Regions from separate parts of the Mus musculus genome. Here region 1 is linked to region 2. The links are chromatin contacts, found by Hi-C or POLR2A ChIA-PET in ENCODE. All regions are on one chromosome and are shown on one strand. Each heading gives the region's core, a stretch centred on a gene start or an enhancer-like site at or near the end of the contact. The rest is flanking DNA. Distances are from core to core; before and after follow the strand shown. Region 1 holds the start of Srl (sarcalumenin). Region 2 overlaps Srl (sarcalumenin).

Region 1 (3,759 bases), core at 988-3,487, 34 kb after region 2:
TGCATCCACAGTCCTCTGCCAGGCAGGCAGGGGAGGGACACGGTTCCCAGAGGAGTGCTAACAGCACTGGGACTTGTGCTTCTGTCCCTGACTGGGAAGGTCCTTTCACTTCACCAAGTTTTTCTTTCCTTCACTATCCAATAAAAACATTCATTAAATCATCTCTGGAGTTCTTGATGAGACCTCTCTTCCAGGTCCTTAGACCAGGGAGAGAACTCGGGTAATTATAAAGAACTCGGGGTAGCTGGACGAGGGAAGGGACCAGAGGTGTCTGGTGACAGGAGCCTATGGCTGCTCCCAAGTTCTGGTGTAGGTACTTGTGACTAATGCCTAGGGAAACAGGGATGCTGGGTGTCCTAATGAGAAGAGGCAATTGGGACCTCAGAGTCAACCACCCAGTCTAGAGGAACCATAGAAGCAATGTGGGAAAGATAAGATAGGATGTGTTCCAGGGTTCCTATCTTTGAAAGTGAGGGTAGAGCTAGAGAAGACATTGGCTTCTTCTAGCCCAGGGAGATAAATGACGACCGGAGGAAAAATGGAGACAGGAGTTCAGCTACAAGGTAGTGACCTTTAGCCAGGATGGCAAGTTCTGGGGGAAATTCAACCACTAGCAAAGACTGCTGTTCTAGGGGTATGGGGAAAGCATCAGGTGTCTTGTAACCTCCCACTGAGTTGAAGCAGCAGCCACCTCGGGGTACACAATCTACAACTGGGCAGAGTAGTGGTAACTGAAGTAGAACAAGCAGGCAGGGGGATTTGAGACAGGCAAGAGCAAGCTCACACTCCTGGGTACAAAAAGAAACAGCCTAGAAAAACTTTGATATGAATCACATGCCTCTTTCCCATAGCAAGAGCTCTGAACATAGCCTTCAGAATAGTCTAGAAATCCTGTCCCCTTTATACAAAGAAAGAAAAAAAATTTAAATGTCCCTAAAAGGACAGAAATTCCTGGGGCTTTGCTGTGTGGTAGCTTCAAGGTGGCAGCTGGGGCTGGAGCAGCAGAGGAGGGGCTGGGAAGAGGAGAGGGTGGCAGTGGCTTCGGGCTCAGGATCCAATTACAGGACTGTTTCCATACTTAGCCACCTGACAGCCGCTTGGAATACTCACCACTCTAGCCACCACAGCCCCATGGAGACCAAATTAACTCAAGGGCAGACAAGGGCAGGGCCCAACAGCAAGCCCAATGGCCCAGAGCACCCAGCCTTACCTCTCACACCCCCAAAGAATGGCTTTTGTTCCTCATATGCCTATCCTCTCACTGGACTGCACCTCTGTCACTCCAGTCCCTGAGACAGAACCTTAAAGGTCTAAAACAAGGACCCAGAAATCTCACAAAGATGAAGTACCAGCATAAAAGACAGACCAGGGTGTCCTAGATCCCTAGGGGGAATCTTAGAGCACCTCCCCTAAGAATCCCCAAGGGGAAGCCAGTCTTGGGAGTCTTAAGAACAAGAGAGGTGGCAAAATGATCGGTGTCCCCTCCGCAGACTATAAATAACCCCCATGCTGCAACCCAAGCCACCACCTCTGCCACACAAAATGTTGAGATGCCAAAGGAGAGCCATGGTGTGCAGAGCTGAGCCCCCTTCTGGAGGAAAGACCCTGCCCCTCGGAAGGCTCTCCTCCATTCCCCTCCACATTCTGTCCAGTTGCTTCCAACACAGTCACCAGTTCTCAGCTTTCCATTCAGTTCTACCCTATCCCAGTTCCAACTCTGTCCCACTGTTCATAAAATGATTCTCAGCTTTGTCTGCAGTGTCCCACTCTGTCCATGGACATGCAGACCTAAGTCACTAGCTAAAACAAAGTCTCTGTCCTATCTCCCACCAAGATGGTAACTCAGACAACCTCCAGCTCCAAGAGTATGTATTTTTATCCATCTCAGAGATTCCTCTATGCCTGACTCCGGAGGGTCCTCTCTCCAGCATGTTTCTCTCTGAACCTGGTCTAGACCTCAGAACCATTTGCTCTGATTTCTTCTTAGAACCCCTCACTGGCTCCCACTTCTCTCTAGCACCTCATCCTCTGTGTCCCGGGCCCCTGAGAGAAGGGCAGTTATACGAGCTAGATGCAAAGTTCTGCCATCAGCCCAGCCCCCCACTCGGATAAAAACTTGGGCACATTAGGGGCCCAATGGAAGCCATTTGTGCAGGGGGCGTACCTGCTTGTCCTGAAAGCAGCAGGGAGGCCAGGAAACAGCAGAGCAGGAGCAGCGCCTTCATGGTGACTGCCAAGAGAGCCCAGCTGCTCCTCGCCTCTATTTATATGGTGGGTGCAAGCAGGCACGGCAGGAGGTGGAGGGCGGGGGAGAAGGGTCACACAGTCACTAGGGCAACTGGGCAAACACGATGGGAAAGAAGCCCAGACCCCCAAGGGCTACTGTGGGTGTTGTCCTAGGCTCCAAGCAGAGAAGCAGAGCCCAGTAGTGGCCTCTCCCAACATGCCCAGGGTTATTTAGTTCAGGGTAGGGGAGAAGGGGCTAAAGATGGCCCTTGGGCTAAGGTCCAGGAGTTAGGAACTTGAGTCTTCCTAGAATATTTGCTACCTTGACCTAAAGTCTCAGATAGGTCAAGGACCTGGAAATGCCTACAAATGAAGGACTATAGGCCAAATGGAAACCAATCCTAGTTGATAGTCCCTGATCTGCAATCTAGCAAATAGGAAAACCCACGACATCTGACCTTTGAGGTCGACGACTACGAGCTTGTCCTTCCAGGGCCTCTGTACAGAGAATGCTGAGCAGAGGGAAAAAGGGGACTCAGAGAATCGCCTGAATGACATGATGTCAGTTGGAGGTGGAGAGGCAGGTCCATTTCCAGTGGGCAGGGCCTCCTGAATGTTCAGTCACCTCTACAAAGTGCTTTTTGATGCATTCTTCCTCTGGGCTTGTGGTAGCCCTGAGAGCCAGCTATAGGACAGCAGATGTCGGCTTGTCTGGCTAGGGGATAGTGTCACCAGGAAGGGAGGAGGCAGCAACTGGCCACGGAGTAAATGAACTAAAAGCAAACTGGGCACCTGTTCTGTGCTGGGAACTTTACAGTTCTCAAAGCTTGGTTTTATGGTACTGGAAATTAAACACAGGGCTTAGGCCAGAACACTCTGCCACAAAATCATGTCCCTAGCCCATGTGCTTCCCATACTTAGTGCAGCTTTATTGATATACAATCAACAAAAAATATGCTACATAGGGTTTCTTGTTTTTGTTTTTCTTGAGTCAGGGTTTCTCTGTGCAGCCTGGCTGTCCTGGAGCTCACTCTGTACACCAGGCTGGCCTCGACTCAAGGATTCTCCTGCCTCTGCCTCCTGAGTGCTGGGACCAAAGGTGTGTGCCACCATGCCTTGTACACCACACCTATCTAAAGGGTACAAACTGGTAAAATTTAACCAATGTCTGCAATCTCTTATATACCAGCACAATCAAGAAAATGAGCAGATCCCTCCGCTACAGTCTGGCAACCTTTAATCTGCTTGCTGTCGATACACGTTAGTCTGCATTTCCCAGCTATCAGTGGCCTTTATCTGCTTCCTTTCACTCAGCACAATTATTTTCAGATTTATTCATTCTATCAATAGCCTATCCTTTTTCTTTTTTCTTTTTTTTTCTTTTGGTTTTGCTTTTGGCTTTTTGAGACAGAGTTTCTCTGTATAGCCCTGGCTGTCCTAGAACTCACTTTGTAGACCAGGCTGGCCTCAAACTCAGAAATCCGCCTGCCTCTACCTCTAGAGTGCTGGGATTAAAGGTGTGTACCACCACGC
Region 2 (3,580 bases), core at 926-3,425:
GTGTGTATGTGTGTGTGTGTGTTGCATAGCACAGGGGTGGAAGTCGGAGGACAGACAACCGTGGGTATCCTCAGTGTCACTGCCGCTAAGCTTTCAGGGGTGCCCCGATCTCCCTATAGAAGTTCTGCAATCTCAGACGCATGTGCTGCCACACCTGCCTTTTCTATGGGGACCTGGGGACCTGACTGCCAGCCCCCTCCTTTCCATTGTGTGCTCAGACTACTTCATCCAGCCATGGACCCTTGAGGTGTTTCTACTTTGGGCTTTTATGACTAGTGCTGCCATGGGGGTGACAAAGCTTCCGGTTCTTACATGTTATCTCCACTAATATTATAAAGGCATACAATAATTTCTCATCTGCTTTCACAATTTATACCCCCCCCCGTGTTCACCTGTATAAAGTTGGTATCGAGTATCTTCTAACCCAAGGAGGTAGTTTATCATGGTGGATTTGCCAACACTCCACGGTCCCAGGAACAGCACCATTGGCTTGGAAGTAATCTCCCCGTCTGCAGGAATCAGAAACAGACGTGACCTAACATCAGTTCTTACTTGACAGGCACAGCACTGTTCTCCAAAGCACTCTGCATCCCCCTGTCCCCCCACTGTCATCCAGAGCTTGTGGGGTTCTGTGTGGATCAAACTGTGTCAGGGGCTTTATAAGAGCATTCACTCCAAAGACACCAGGAGCCATTGTTTTGACCTTTTCCAGATCTTTGGCCTGCACCAGAAGGAGGAGTTGGCTGGATTGCAGGCTTGGTGCTCACGCTGGGAACAGTCTCCTGGCTTAATCTAGAGAATGTCTCACAAAAAGGACAAAACTTCTGCATTTCGAAGATTGAAGTTTGCTACCTGAATCAACAGTAAGAAAGGACATGGGAGAAGCATAGACAAGGTTGAGCCATCCGAGCTCCAGGCTCTGCCCATCTGCAGCTTGCAGCTCTCCTTATCTCTTCACTGGGGCTCTTCACATCCTCCCCTCAAGCTCAGATTAGTCTTAGTCCATGACAAGTCTTCCAGGGTCTGAAACCAAACACTGAAAACTGGGAATCCTTAGATTCTTGGTCCCTGAGGCCAAGGTCCTCTAAGACACCCTGCTAGGAATCACACCCTGCCAAGGCTACTGGAGAGGGGTATGAGAGAGAGAAGCAGAATTCTCTAGTGTCTTCAAAAGAAAGATGGTGGTTTAGGAGGGTGCTCACTAGCAGAGCATTTACATAGTATGTGCGAGGCCCTGGGTTCAGTCCCCACTACTGCAAAAATAGAAAACAAAACCAAATCTGGGCAAAGAAGCAGGTAGAGGCTGTAGACAGAGATGCTGTTTCTTATTGCTGCTTTCTGGTCCTCTAACTTCTTTTCTGAACTAGCTGCACTGAGCACCTGTGCTCTCCAGACTTTTGTCTTCCTGAGCCTGCAGACAGACCTCAAAATACAGTCTTCTTTCTTAAACTTTTTTTAAATTTATTTCTTATAATTTTGTATACTGTCCTGACTCAAAAGTCTGAAGTACAAAAAGCCCCAGTCTGTCTAGGCCACAATACACTCTCTATTAGGTAACTAATGCTGGGCCAGTTGGGGTGGGTTTTTTTTTTTTTTTTCTATTTTCTTTTGAGAGGACGTTATATTTCCCAGGATGTTCTCAAAGTCCTGGGCTCAAGAATCAAGTGATTCTCTTGCCTCAGCCTCCAGGGTAGCTGGGCCTATCTATATTTGTGTACCACTACCCTGGACACTAATGCTAATTTCTGGCATTTTTCAGCTGCCTTACTGTGTATACACTGTGTTGTATACCAGTGTTGTACATTCATTTTTGTATAGCATGAATCCCTTCTGCACCTGGCTTTTGGATATACTGGTTTTGTTCCTTTGGGAGTAAAGCAAAGTCCTAAAAGATGATGGCTTCTGTATGGTGAGCACAAGTCGTGGGCTGGCCCTTCCCTCTTGTGTGTAAGCACACATGAGAGGCACTCAGCCTGGGAACACGGCGATTAGGCATCTCAAGAGAGTTATGCCAGTTATGGATTTTTCCAAAAAGCCAGCGCTGGTTATGTGAGACAGAGCTTCGAGTGTTGCTGTTCCAATTCTGCACAGCAGGGGGCATTGTGGGCATATGTGGGAGACCAGCAATAAGCTTGAAGGATAGGGGGCATGCAGGAAGCTGGCAGGACATTAGGACAGAGAAGCCAAGTCCAGAAAGGGAAGCCAGAAGAGAGCCAATTGGCCTTTGCTGAGAGCCAATCCAGGGGCAGCTGGCAGCCTCTTGGCCACTGAGGCTTTAAGTTTGGAGTTTCCCTGGGAGGGTCATGCCACTCTTGGTGTCAGAGTAGGGAGACAAGTACAGAGGACAGAAGAAAGCCAGCCACTGTTCTGTGACCTCACACCAGGCCTGCACGCGCTCGAAGAAGCAGGAGCGGCGGGCGGCGGGCTCTTAGGCCTGTAAGAATGGTATAGGAACCGACAGCACAGGGCATTCATCCCCTGGGGAAAGGAATGGGGCCGGGGTCCTGACAGTGGCCAGGGCAACCAGCACTGCCTGGCATTAGATTCCTGTTCTGTAGAGTAGGAACAAATGTGCCCTCAGATACACAGCTACTCAATAGGCATTAGGCTAATATGGAAATTGCCAGGTAACACAGGAAGAGATTTGTCATGTGATTTACAATTAAAACAAGGGCTGGGGTTATAGCTCTGTAGTAGAGCACTTGCCTAGGATGCTCAGGGCCCTGGGTTCCATCCCCAGAACTGAAAAGAAAAAAATAACAATTATGAAAGCTTTAAACCAGGAGTTAGAGTAGCTGTGGATATAGCTCAGTGGCAGGGCACCTGCTTAGCATATCTAAAGTCTGGGGTTGTGTCCCCAGCACTGAAAAATGAGTCACACTTTTAAAGATGGCAAACCATGGTGGAACAAGAATTCTCTGGTATGTTCTTGTGAATACAGATTGGAGTATTTCAAGGCAATTTTCTAACAATGATTAAAATACTTAATTCTAGTGTTCTATAATAATTTTTAAACATGTATTTGTGGGGCCGGGGTATGCCAGAAGATAAATTACGGGAGTTGGTTCTCTTTTCTTACCATACAGGTCCAGGGATTGAATTAAGGCTGTCTGGGCTGCAGGTACATTTGCCTACTATGCCATCTTGTCAACCCCTTTGCTGTACTATTTTAAGGACAAACAAGCAAGCAAAACATGTCTTACAAATATCTGTACACAAAATATATGAATTATGCTAGTGTTTGGAATGGTTTAATTTCATTTTGTTTAGATAGCATCCCACTCTAAAGCCTATGGTGGCCTGAAATTCATTCTGTAGCCCAGGCTGGCTCTAAATCCTTAGTCATTCTATTGCCTCAGCCTTACAAGTGCTGAGACTACAGGCATAGCCAGCATGCCCAGCTTTGGAACATATGTATGTATGTATGTATGTATGTATGTATGTATTGGGGGTGCACAGCTTGGTGTGTGTATCGAGGCCAGAAGGGCCTTGTGGGGCCTGATTCTCTCCCACCGTGTGGCGTTCAGGAACTGAACTCACGCTTAGATGCAAGTGCTTCTACTTGCTGAGCCCCCTCGCT

Evidence for each region. A loop is a pair of places that touch in the nucleus more often than their neighbours do. ChIA-PET counts read pairs that join two places held with the same protein, here RNA polymerase II (POLR2A).
Region 1: a map of heart shows a loop between it and region 2 (2.1-fold over the local background). The contact joins the promoter of Srl here to the enhancer-like site in region 2. A Hi-C loop is called at or near these places in 6 of 37 maps with a recorded cell type or tissue (CH12.LX, Patski, T-helper 17 cell and 3 more). POLR2A ChIA-PET finds 5 or more read pairs at or near these places in 4 of 5 experiments (Patski and embryonic stem cell).

Annotation. Positions count from the first base shown.
Region 1 is chr16:4,520,829-4,524,587 of GRCm38, forward strand. Srl (sarcalumenin) reads right to left here and starts at 2,238. Exons shown (of 7, transcript NM_175347.6): 1 at 2,165-2,238. The coding sequence starts at 2,225.
Region 2 is chr16:4,487,101-4,490,680 of GRCm38, forward strand. It overlaps Srl (sarcalumenin), which reads right to left. Exons shown (of 7, transcript NM_175347.6): 5 at 393-509. Among named protein-coding and RNA genes, the nearest start is that of Srl, 34 kb to the right of the region's middle. Within about 2 kb of position 2,176, at least 1 of the 3 ENCODE cell types and tissues checked has a DNase peak (open chromatin) inside an H3K27ac peak, as active enhancers do; it is heart, where a contact is called at or near this core.